Linked DNA regions of Homo sapiens: region 1 is linked to region 2. A link is a contact called in ENCODE Hi-C or POLR2A ChIA-PET data. All regions are on one chromosome and are shown on one strand. Each heading gives the region's core, a stretch centred on a gene start or an enhancer-like site at or near the end of the contact. The rest is flanking DNA. Distances are from core to core; before and after follow the strand shown.

Region 1 (5,657 bases), core at 1,446-3,945, 1.2 Mb after region 2:
CAAGGTGGGAGAAGCAGGAGGTTTGAAAAACAAAAAGCAGGGAGGACGAGCCGTCCCAGCAGCGTGGGCCAGGCAGGCAGTGATCTCCCTGCCTCCAGGACTTGCATCGAAAGATCCGGGGACATTTGTTTTTGATTTTTTTCTTCAGATAGGGAGAGGGTGAAACTTCCCCAATTGGTAGACGAAACCATCTTTTATTGGATATATTCTCCTAACTCTGAACACAGCTTTTTGAAGGCCCAACAAAAACTCTAACGCAAATCTTCCAGAAGAGAAGATGAGGAATACTAAAGCTTTTGATTTTCATATTTGGATTTAGCAAACTCCAAGGCCACAATACTTCCCCGGTTGCCCGGTGAATTTTTTTTCCTTTTTTTTTTTTTAAATACTCTCTTAAAAAGTTCCACCGATCTTTCAAACAAAACATTAGCCAGCCGCCGGGGCCCGGAGGTGCCCGAAGCGACGGGACTGATAGCGGAGGAAACGCAGCCTCCCTCCGCGCCCGCCCGCGGTGTAAACCGAGTACAGGCCGTGGAGCCAGGCTGCCCCGGCTCCCGCTGGGTCCCAACCCCCGCCCCGCCTAGTGGGCCCCGCGGCAAGCGGCTTCTGAACAGCTTCAAGAGGGTTCGCGGAGCAAACACACGTATTGGTCCGTCCCTTTCTCGGGCAGCGCGGTCCCGCCATCAGTCCTGTCCGGCGCGTCTAGCCATGGACTGCACGGCAGTCGGGCGGGGAACGCGGAGAGCGAGCGCACCGACCTGTGAGAGAAGGCCAAGAGGTCTGCGCTGCCGACGCCCGGTCGCACCTCCGCCCCGGGCCCTTTCCGCGGTGAATTTGGGCAGGAGACGCTGGGGCTCCGGAAAGAGACGAGCCCAGTAGAAAGCGCGCAGAGAGGCAGCTTCAGGCCAGGGGAGTGCAAGGTCACAGAGGTCAGGGAGGTGAGCACAGGAGGACATAAACTGAGGGGACAAAGAGGAGCGACAGGAGCTTAGGAAAGCGAAAAAGCACAGAGGGACCCTGGGCGCTGGCTCCAGAGGCGGGCCCAGAGGGTGTGAGGTCAGGCTGGCGGCGGCGTCGTCGGCTGCGACCGGGGCCGGCGTCGCGCGTCCCTGCATCCTCGCATCCGTCTGCACCGGCATGCGGTGGGCTCTCAGAGATCGAGGCGCGAATGCAGCGCGCCGGTCTTGCTGTCGTGGTCCCAGTAAGAGCAATGCATCATGGCGAGCTCGGGCTGCCGGGCACAAGCGAACTGCAGGCCCGGCGCACTGGTGGGCGCGGGCGCCGGGGGCGCGGCGGTGGCTGGGCTGGCAGGGCTGAGCTGGCCCGGCGGCGGCGCGGCGGCCCCGTGGTGCGGTGGGGCAGGCGGCGGTGCGGCGGCCGCGTGCAGATGGTGTGCGTGCGGATGCGGGTGGGGGTGCGGCGGAGGCGGGGGTGCGGCCGGCGGGCCTCCCAGGCCATTGTACGAGTTCACTACGCCGGGGGGCAGCGCCATGCTCTGCACGCGTGTGTACGGCCCGTACGAGGCGGCCGGGCCCGCCAGCCCCTTGACCACAGCGGCCGCGCCAGGGCTACCGGGGCCCGCGGCTGCAGCCGCAGCTGCTGCAGCCGCTGCGGCTGCCGCCATCTGGCAGGAGGCATAGGGCATGGGTGAGGGAGGCTGCGGTAGCGGCCACGAGTTGTTGAGGAAGCCAGACTGCAGGTACTTGGGGGGCGCCAGGTAGCCGTAGCCGTCGGCCCCGGCGCCCGCCACGCCGCACCCGCCTGCGGCGCCTCCGGCCCCGAAGAGCCCCTTGCCGGGCTGGAAGTGCGCGGGCGGCGGCCGGAAGGGCCTCTTCATGCGGCGGCGGCGCCGGTAGTTGCCCTTCTCGAACATGTCTTCGCAGGCCGGGTCCAGCGTCCAGTAGTTGCCCTTGCGCTCGCCGCCGCCCTCGCGCGGCACCTTGATGAAGCACTCGTTGAGGCTGAGGTTGTGGCGGATGCTATTTTGCCAGCCCTTCTTATTCTTCTCGTAGAACGGGAACTTCGCGATGATGTACTGGTAGATGCCGGACAGCGTGAGCCTCTTCTCCGCGCTCTCGCGGATCGCCATGGCGATGAGCGCCACGTACGAGTACGGGGGCTTCTGCGCCGGGTCCGGCTTCTCCGGGGCTGTCCCGCCGCCACCCCCACCGCCCTTGCCTGGGCTCGGCGGCGGCCCTTCTGGCTCCTTGACTGTGCGACCGGTCTCTGGGGCCAGCAGGGCCCCCGCCGCGTCCTCGGGCTCGGGGTAGCTGGCCATCATGACAAAGCCGGCGCGCCGCGGCCGGGCCGCCTCTGCTCTCCGCTCCAGGCGCTGGCGCGGCAAAGAGTTGGGGCGCACGAGTCCGCTTACGGCCAAGTCTCAAACTTCTGGAGACTGCGGATGCCGCCCGCGCTTGCTTGCTGGAGGCCTGTCGCTGCTCTCCCCTCTCCTTCCCCTTCCCCTAGGGAGCGGCCGGCGGGAGTGGAGCTCAGCCTCTGGCCATGGGGAGTCCGCCCAACAGAGAGGGGCTCCGGCCTCGCCGCCCCTCCCCGCTCAGGCCAGTCCCCGCCTTGGTGGGTTTTCTTTTCTGCGCTCTTCCCCTCCCCCCGCCCCCCGGTTTCCCGAAGCACGACCCGCGTCTCTGGCGGAGCTGCCTCCTGGAGTCCCTAGTGCGCCAGGAGCCTCGCTCTGTTCTGATTCGTATGGGCTCCACCGAGTTCCGCTTGCGTCAGGCGCCTTCGCCCCTATAGCGGGGCGGCCAGCCGCGCACGGGCGAGTTCATCTCCAAGTCACTTTTTGTAAACGCCCCGCACAGCCTGGACCGGCCTGCCCCCGCCCAGCGAGCCTCAGGGGCCCAGCCGACAGCCAGGCTCACGCGCCCTTGAAATCTGCCGGTACTCGCTCTGCGGGCTGGGCTGGGAGATGACGAGGACCCCGGTGGGGTCTGCCCGCACCCGGCCAAAGCCCAGGAAGCTCGGGCCCCAGCGAGGAAAGGCGCTCCAAGCCTCCTCGCGGCTTTCAGGTGAAAGAAAACGACTCCTTTGCTCTGCCGTTTGCTGCCGTCTTGAGGCTGAACTTCTAGCTCGGGGCTGGGGAGGGGCGAGACGGCGAGGGGGCTGGACGGGGTAGGGTGGGGAGAGCTGCTCTGAGGCTTTGGGAAAGTCAGCCCAGAAACGGGTGTGACTGTACGAAGAAGCCTCGGCCTGGCCTGTCCCTCGCGCTCTCAGAGTGACTGGGCTGGAATGGGGCAGGGGAGAGGATCTCTGGAAATAGTCGTCAGGGGCGCCGCCTGAATCACCTCTGCCTCTCCCTGCGTTACCAGTGGATCTAGGAACCAGGAATCCGTGTACTAATCCTACGGGGTTGGAGTGAAGGTTGGATGTGTGCTTTAACAGCACCAAGTAGATGCCCCTCAGCTATTGCACTAACACAGGCGGGGCTGTTGCCCGGGACTTTGCGGGACTGTGTATGTGTGTGCACAGGGGTCACATATGGAAGTCATGGAGAGGAGCTGTCCTTGAGATGGGTGAGATACCAGGTGCATGTGTGCTGCTCAGAAACACAGGTATGCACATGTACAAGGTGTGAGATTTGTATTTACGAGGTAAAACACACTTATACTGATAGTTATGTAATATGTTCATCAAGTATTAGAGTAAATGTAGCTGGTGGATATAGCATCTTCTCTTTTTCTCCTTTCTTACTTCTTTCCTTCCCCCCTTTCTTCCTTTCTTTCACAATTCTTCGATGCCTCTTTCCCTCCCAGTGTATGTATTTTGCCACAGACTGGGAAGACAAACATCAGGCTGAGGGAGGGACTTGTTCAAATCTCTCTCCTGATGAGACATTTGTTCTGATCTTTCTCCAAAGAATCAGGAGTTAGTTGTCACCTACCTTAAGCAGAATTCTGATGGGAATCCAATTATTTCAGCATGTACAGAGATTGTTTCAGGGAAAATCAGGTGTGCCTTTTAACAGTGTGCTCCTTAACAGTGCCTTTTAACTTGGCCTAAACAAAAAGTCTGCAGTCATAAAGTATGAGAGAGATGGCCAGTGTTTTGAATCCTCAAGCCCCAAACTCCTTGGTGCTGAGGAGGGGGGCAAGGCCACCTTATGGAGGAAGGTGGACTGAATGGATGTCATATAGCTGTGCATTAGTGATTGGCATGTCTGGAGTGGCTGACTCAATGCCTGTCACTGCCTCTTCCTCCCAGGCTGTTTAGACTCTGAGGGTTCTCCTGAAGCCCAAGGAGCCTTCAGCGGCCTGTGGTTCCAGCATCCACAGGCCATCTACAAGTGTTGTCTGCTGCTCACTCAGGCCTCTGATCTGCATTCTGAGATGAAAGGGAGGGAGGACAAGGGTGGTAGGGCTCTTTGGAATTCAGCATCTTGAAGATGACACCAGAGAGGTCAGCAGGGCAGCCCTTGCCTGGTCACAAGGATGAGAGGGAGCAAGGCTATCCCCAAAGTAGCTTGGTTTTTTTTATGGGCGGTCTCCCACTGCACCCAACAGACATGGGGGAAGCAGCACTTCCGCAGAATCCCTGCTGCTGCTTTCTGAGCAGGAGTGCAGATGTTTTTCTTCTTCCTTACCCCCATCCTTGCCCAAGCTTTGGGTGGGAGTGGTGAGTCCGGTTTGGGGCTGCTGCAGATTGGCCTCAGTGCCTATCCTCCCCCAGCCAGGGCCTGGGCAGGGGGAAAAACAGCTGGGTCTGGCCCCATCCTGGTGGGGGCTCCTCTCTCCTTTTCTCTCCTTTTTTTTTTTCTTGACCACCCAGGCTGGCTCTCTGCGTCTCTCTGTCTTTCTTTCTTCTTCTCACAGGCATTTCCGCTGCTCAGCCCTGCAGCAGCCAGGTGTAACAGCATTGTTGTGTGTGTCATCACTTCCCTGAATTCCACACTCGGCTCCCTTTTCAGCCTTTAAAGAGCCTGTGTGTGTATGCATGTGCGTGTGTGTGTGTGTGTGTGTGTGTGTAGGGGTTGGGGGCAAATGAAGGAGTTCCTCTGAAGGATTTTCAGAATAGAAAGGAGTTCTGCTCTGAAAATACTGATTTCTGACTGTCCCGTAGAGGAACAGAATCCCCAGCCCTGGTGAAGAAGAGGATGCCTGATGCGTGCACCCTGGGAAGGGCTGGAATCGGTCTCCCCAAGATGTGCCTTCACATGGCTGTCCGGCATTCGAAGGCTCAGAAAACAGGCAAGAAAATGCGGGCGGGAAAGCTGGCAGAATGATTACTTTCAGGTCCCCTCCAGGCTTCTGCGGAAAAGCCAGGGGCTTCGGGCTGGAGATAGAGGAATCTAGGGAGAGAACAGAATCCTCTCCTTGCCGGCCCAGCCAGAGGTGGGTGAACCGGGCGCTCCAGGAAACGGTGCGGGGCGCCCTGATTTACTTCTCAACCTTCGGAGGTAGGCTGGTTGCTGGCGAGGTCGGGATCCTCTCTGAACAGGGCATACTGTGCCTAGGTTTTGTGGACGCCAGGGCCGGTTCCTTTTCTCCCCGCGGCATTGGGGCGACGCAGGGCCCCCGGCTTAGTGACCTTGGGGCGGCGCTCACCTCCAAAGGCCAGGGTGGTGGGCTGGGCAGAACTCACTGCCTCTTTGCCCCAGTTTTCCAGGGTCCCGCAGCTGCAATTCAGCAGCCACCGGCGCCTCCTGA
Region 2 (6,781 bases), core at 3,890-6,389:
CATTGGATGTTTAAGTTCAAAGCATGGGAGAAGACTGGGGGAATCAGGTATTCTGCCTTTTTAGGTGTTTGGAAAGGCTGCTGCCCACTCTTCTGGGGATTTGGTGCTTGATACTGGTTCCTAAGTTAAAAAATAAAACTCTAAGAAATGCAGAAAAATGTGCCATAGGTCCCTGCCCCAGAATGTCGAACACTTTTTGCTGAGACCCTGCAGGAGCAAAGGGAAAAGGAAGGCGACATTGTCATGGCTCAGGCAAGGAGTTTTTAAAAATCGTAAAAAATCAAATAAAAGCACAGCCCATGACGTTAAACAAGGAAAAGAGTCCTTTTCTTTCCCCTCCGGGTGAATGTTTTCTTGAAGATTATTGTCTTTCCTGAGAAAGGACCCTCCGATGTTATCCAGCAAAACTCTTTGGAATTTGTTCTCAAAATCGAAGGGTGCTTTCCACCCTTGGTCTTGGAGTCTCACCCCAAAAGCCGCGCTCACGCGTGGTTTTCCTTAATTTGCGTGCTTTTCCCACTGGCTTTGATATGCTGTGGGGTGGGAGGTGGGGCAGCCTAGAGGTTTGTGGGCTTTCTGCTGCTGTTGAGAGATTTGTACGCTTGCCTCCGCTGTTTCCAAAGGAGTCGGTGGCTCGAAGTGCACGGGAAACGTTGTCAACAGACACCAAAGCCGAAACCCGCGGATTAGCATATTGTCCTCAAAACAATTAGAAGTGTTTGAGGTGTTATTTGGAGCCTATTCATCCGAGCCCCTTTGTCAAAGGGGGATTTTCATTATTAAAAAAAAAAAAAAGTTAGCAGTTGTCCATCTGGCTAAGCTGAATAGCAAAGTGATCCATGTTGTATATGCTTTTCTCATTAAGAGCTCTTTTGAGACCGATGTTAGAATTAAATGGTATAACACAATTAACATACACGGGCGCTGAATAGGAGAGGACGCCTATAAATAATAGATAGATAAATAAATGAGCGATCAGGCGAAGGTAAACAAAGGCGGGCTGAGGGAGGTGTAGGGGGAGTCCGGGCTGGCTGCGCCACGCTTACTTAGCATTACAAAACCCTTTTACAAATCGAGACAATTAGGAAGTGACTTGCCTCTGGTGGCCGTCCGGTCTGGGGGCCTGGGCGCTTAGGGAAGGCCCCTCCTCCCGCCCCCTAGGAAGCCCAGGAGGCCTGGGACGGAGACGCCACGGTTTTCCTGTCTGATATAACCCCAACTGACAGTCCTGTCAGCCGCTCTGATAGCTCCCATAGCTCAGTGTCCCTTAATATCTCCTAAGATGAAGCTTACAGGGCTCTGGGTATCTCCTCGCAGATCCCAGCGCAGGAGCGCCCTGGGCACACAGAGCCCCCCAGCTGGAGAAAGAACCTGGCGCCCACGACCCCACCTGAAGCAAACCTGAAGGGTTAGGCTGGAAAGGGGCACGTGGCGAGTGCGAGGGCAAAGTGCGAGGGGCAAAGGCCTCGGACGGTGGCTGAAGCTGGAAAACCGAAACCAGGGTTCCGGGTTGCGCTTGGTCTTAGGCTCAGATGGGGAATTAGGAAACTAGGGTGCGCTGTAGAAGAGAGGCGCTCAGGGGGCTGCGGCCTCACTCAGAGGTGGCTGAGACCTCTTTCCAGCCTGCAAAGAGCCGGGGGCCCAGTTCGGGTCCTGAGACCTAAAGTCAAAGACTTGGCTCGGGCGGTTTTTGGCCATCACACTTCGTTTCCTTCCTTCTCAGACTGGCCTTCCCCAGCCATCTGCCCTCCTTAGACCTGGTCCCAACCTCTGCCCCCACCCCCATCCCCGCAAGAGCCTGCCTCAGCTTTGCCTCCGTCGCCCCGAGGGCTGCGGAGCGTCCGCCGAGGTGCGCGGCCGCGACTCGCCCTAACAAACAGCCAAAATCCTGCTCGTCACGCCGCTGACAGGGGCCGATTACTGACTTTGAAGTCAGGCGCAGACAAAAAGAAATCCCCTGGGGGGTGTGGGGGGGCAGCAGTCCCTGTCAAACCTGTTTGCTCACAACTGTCTCTTTCTTTCAAGAAAATCATTAAAGCAAACCTGTAGGGAGAGGAGCGCCCCGCCCGCCCGGAGTGGAGAAGAGCCGCTTCTCCCGAGCGCGCGTCGCGCAGCAAAGAGCAGCCAAGAGTTGCCCTGGACAGACTCCTGGCATCCGGAGAACCTGAACTCCGGCGCTGCAAGGGGCGCCCGTGGCCCTGCAGGAGGAGGTTCTGCAGATCCCTCTGCGTTAGGCACGCGTCCGGTAGCCAGGGAGCCCCAGACTTCTCTCGCTTAGCAACCTGGGCCTCCTTCGAGCGGGGTTGGCAGGGAGGGCCCGGACCTCTCGCCTGAGGCTCCCATTGCTTCCCCGGGACCCTTCTCCCCGCCAAAAGTGACCCAAATACATGCCGCGTTCAGCGCCGTCGCTCCTCTGCTGGGTGTTCCCTAGGACAGCAGAGACCTGAACAGCATGCTGCTGGGGTGGCAGCCATCTGCGCCGGCGCGGCAGGAGCAGAGTTGTTTGGGTTTTACCTAGGTTTGCTTTCTTAAACCTTGGCTGCCATCTGGCTCAGGGGTACACTGGCTACATCTTCAGAGAGATGTGGAATTCTTGACCCCTTTCCGCCTCTGGCCTCCCTCATTCCGAGAACTCCGTCAGCCTTTCATGCACTTCTCGGTTTTGGATCTGACTCCAAAAATCTTTGATTCCCTTCCAGTTTCCGAGTTTTTCTATTTAAATATTAATTTCCTTAGGCCCGATGACTTTAAAGACGGAAAAGACCAGCTACTTTGAGTAAATTACGCTGAGGTGTGAGTGACTGACATCTGAGACCCCCTGAACGTTTGCATTTTGGAACTGGAGCGAGCTAACCTGTAGGAATCTCCGGTGAACCAAAGCGGGATGATGTTTCCGTCTGAGTAGGGCCAAGGTACTTTCAATACAGCTCACCATTTAGGGAAGTGTGTCCCGCCGGTCAGCTTCTCTTGAGAGATCCGAGACTGCCAGGGCCCGGAAAACTTGGCGAGCTGTGGTGCCAGCACTCTTGTTTCCTTCATCTCCTCCCCAGCTCAGGCCTTGTTACCATTGTTCAAGTGGACAGCGAATTTCAAACCATTTGAATTTGAATATCACCTAATTCACAAGATTTGTGTAAAGAATTCTCATCTATTTGCTGAGTGGATTGTGTGTGAGTGTGAGAGGAAGAGGCACAGGGACAGAAGGGGTCCGTTAGATTTGGAGGCAGGAGAGCTTCCCGCCTCCACCGAGGTGCGTGCTCTCCTGGCCTCTGTCCTGCCCTGCCCTGCCCTGCCTCCTAGGCTCTAGTGGACCTAGCAGTGGGAGAGCTACTTGGGCTGGTTTCTTTCCTGACGCTGCAGGGATGGGCATCGGCCTGGAACCAGAAGCGCAGGAGCTGGGCCACGGCAGAGTAATTAAGAAAATAATGAAATTGATGGCGGATGGGGGCGCTAGAAATCCTGGGGCGTCTACTTAAAACCAGAGATTCGCGGTCGGCCCCACGGAATCCCGGCTCTGTGTGCGCCCAGGTTCCGGGGCTTGGGCGTTGCCGGTTCTCACACTAGGAAGGAGCCTGAAGTCAGAAAAGATGGGGCCTCGTTACTCACTTTCTAGCCCAGCCCCTGGCCCTGGGTCCCGCAGAGCCGTCATCGCAGGCTCCTGCCCAGCCTCTGGGGTCGGGTGAGCAAGGTGTTCTCTTCGGAAGCGGGAAGGGCTGCGGGTCGGGGACGTCCCTTGGCTGCCACCCCTGATTCTGCATCCTTTTCGCTCGAATCCCTGCGCTAGGCATCCTCCCCGATCCCCCAAAAGCCCAAGCACTGGGTCTGGGTTGAGGAAGGGAACGGGTGCCCAGGCCGGACAGAGGCTGAAAGGAGGCCTCAAGGTTCCTCTTTGCTACAAAGTGGAGAAGTTGCTCTACTCTGGAGGGCAGTGGCCTTTTCCAAACTTTTCCACTTAGGTCCGTAAGAAAAGCAATTCATACACGATCAGCGCTTTCGGTGCGAGGATGGAAAGAAACTTCAGAAAAACTCTCGCCAGACAACCCGGCAGCACTTGGCCCCGGAACAGAGAGGAGAGAAAGACCTGACCGCCGCACTCAGGGCCACCCGCCGCACTAAGTTTGAGGGTTCCCTCTGCCTCCAGGCCTCTGTCGCCCGAGCTCAGGCTCTCCTAGGTGCTTCAGGGCCGGGCTGCACTCGAGCCCCGAGGAGGCCCTGCTAGCGCTAGCGCGGCGGTGATAACCGAGGGAGGTGGGTGAGAGGTGCGGCTGTCGAGGCAAACGCAGAGCACCCGCCCAGTCCTCCAAGGGCCGAGAGCCGGGAGTCCCGAACGCCGCTTAAGCAGCTCCTTGCTTCCCGCAGCCCGTCCACATCCCTGCGGGATTTCTGGACGCCCCGCCCGGGGACCTAGGGAGGAGGGAGAGAGGAGGGAGGGAGTGGGCAGCCTGGGCGCACGCCACCGGTCCCCGTACGCCCGGCACCCCCCGTGGCGCGGCGAGTCAATGGGATTTGCACACTCGAGGTGTAACAGCATTACTGCATTAATTACCATTTCCATTTCACGTCCAGATTGTTTACTTATCTGCGGGAAACATATGTCGGGAGAAGTTCACATTCCGGATTCTGCTCCGCTGCCCAAGGTGCAATTCCGGGGAGGCGGCGAGGGGGGAGGGGAGGGCTTCAGATTTTTTATTACACCCTCTAGCCTTATCTGCCGCTGTAAATTATGAGGATCCTCCATTGAGCGGCATATGGAGATTATATACTTTTTTGAATATCGTTTCCCAAAGCCTGCAGATTTTCACTTTGAAATGAAACAATCCTCCGCTGGTTCCCCCGGGGACAGGCGTCTCCTGCGTTCCCCCGCGCGGCCTGGGGGACCCTTCTCGCAGAGCAGGCGCGCACCCCAATGCCGTGGCCGGCGCCCAGTGGAGACTTCTTTCACAGGGTCTAGAATAATCTTCCGCGGAACACCCATCCATATGCAGTGTTTGAGAACTAAGGCAGCTCCCTTGCTCTGTTTTCCTGCGCCTAGCCCCCGGACTTTTGTGCCGTTTGCAGCTCTTTTTCATTTCGAATACCCGCATAGACGCGAGCCCACTTCTGCCCTCTTCCTACGCTGGGCGGCTCCAAACCCGCCGCGAGGGCTGAGGTGTTCACACCTGCCCACGGCAGCCTGCCTCGCCCTCAAGCGCCTCAAAGCTTCCTAAGCGCTTACATTGGTCTTGGGACAGCCGACTTTGGCTTCTTTGTTTGTTTGAGGGACCGCGGAAGTGGCGGGGAATGTGCCCCCGCTTGAGACCGCTTATTGTGAGCCCTCAACGGAAATCCTGCACGGAAGGCAACCGCCTCCCCGCTCGCGGTAAGCAGGATCCACCCGAGTAGCGGGGACCGAATCCCATCTTTCTTATCTCTCGAAGACTCCTTTCAGGCTGAGATCAGAGAGGGAGGGAAAAAGAAGAGAGAATCATTGTTCTTCTTTTTTTAATTTAATATACCAAGCCACCAGCTCAGGTCATTTATATGCTTAATTTAGTGATAAAAGTCAATAAGCGGAATCACAGGGTTCTTCCCTCTTTCTATTTCTTTTGACCACATTTTTCTACAGTAATTGGGAAAACCGTAAAATATATACACCCGCTTTCCGCCTTCAATGCTTTGTCTGCAATGCGATTATAATAAGTGTATTTTATTAATGTAATTTGTTTGCTTTTTTGAAGGATGCAAGGGAAAATGTGCCTTTTAGGAGATTTTTTTCCATCTTATCTGGGTTCAGTTTGCAGAATTACACATACTCTGTGTGTACACACTCACCCTCAAAAGCCAAACTCAGAAATTTCCTTGAAATGCCCGTTTTTATGATTCAGAAATATCCCGTGGGAAACCTATTGTGATGTTATACCAGGAACAATTAAATGGACCAAAGCAATGCAATTAAGGCAGAGAAGAAATAAGATGGAAAATGGGGAGAAATAAACAGATTCTTTTCCATTAAGTATTGTTTTGAGATTTCTAATTTTTTCAGGACCTCTAAGAAAATTGTGAGGTGTCACTTCTCTCTTCTGGGTCTATCTGTAATTGAATCTAGGTCACTATTCTAAGGCAAGAAAAGTCTGCTTTCCACTTTCCTACATCAGGCTGAAATTTGGGGGAGGGACAAGGGTCTTGCAATTTCATTTAAAATGTAATGGTGGATGAACTGATAAGCAAATACGGAAAAAAGAGTCTGCTTAAAAGAAAAAAAAGGCATGGTTTTAATATGCTACAGATGGGGGGAAAATGATTTACATGAGAGTTTATTTCCTCTTTGCTGATATGAAAGAATTACAGATACAAAACCCACTGATCTATAGAATAAAAAAAGAAAAGAAATGTTATTTTCCTGTAAAGGTGTCAGTTCATTTATATTCATTTAACCATCCATCCATCAATTCACTTTCTCACTCCTTGCACATTCTCTCTGGCTCTGTTAAACCTTCCCCTACCAATACACTTTGCTAGAATATGCAATGAAGTTTTCTTTTAAAAAATAGTGTGAGATTGAGATGAAGTAGGTAAAGATAAGTAAAGAGAGAAGGTTTTGTTGTTGTTGTTAAATAATTACCCCCTCATAATTCAGCATTATGATTTATGATTTTAGAACAAAATTTTACCCATATTCACATCTCATTACTACTGCAGTTTGAGTACATACAACATGCCAGTGGTTAAGAATATATGCAGAAGATATGCAATTATTTTTTCATAAGATATGCATGCAATACAAAGAAATTTATTAGTTATA

What was found. A loop is a pair of places that touch in the nucleus more often than their neighbours do. ChIA-PET counts read pairs that join two places held with the same protein, here RNA polymerase II (POLR2A). Pooled maps may share reads with other maps.
Region 1: a map of naive thymus-derived CD4-positive, alpha-beta T cell shows a loop between it and region 2 (24-fold over the local background). The contact joins the promoter of FOXL2 here to the promoter of LINC01210 in region 2. A Hi-C loop is called at or near these places in 1 of 168 maps with a recorded cell type or tissue (naive thymus-derived CD4-positive, alpha-beta T cell), 16 of 37 single-sample maps with no recorded cell type and 14 of 50 pooled maps. POLR2A ChIA-PET finds 5 or more read pairs at or near these places in 1 of 52 experiments (H1).

Annotation. Positions count from the first base shown.
Region 1 is chr3:138,944,442-138,950,098 of GRCh38, forward strand. FOXL2 (forkhead box L2) reads right to left here and starts at 2,696. Exons shown (of 1, transcript NM_023067.4): 1 at 1-2,696. The coding sequence starts at 2,281. The coding sequence ends at 1,151. It overlaps FOXL2NB (FOXL2 neighbor), which reads left to right and starts at 2,776. Exons shown (of 3, transcript NM_001040061.3): 1 at 2,776-3,023; 2 at 5,079-5,198. The coding sequence starts at 2,924. RefSeq lists an enhancer at 82-671 and a silencer at 2,712-2,940.
Region 2 is chr3:137,766,772-137,773,552 of GRCh38, forward strand. LINC01210 (long intergenic non-protein coding RNA 1210) reads left to right here and starts at 5,140. Exons shown (of 5, transcript NR_109987.1): 1 at 5,140-5,359. RefSeq lists enhancers at 1-126, 404-951, 952-1,498, 5,004-5,664.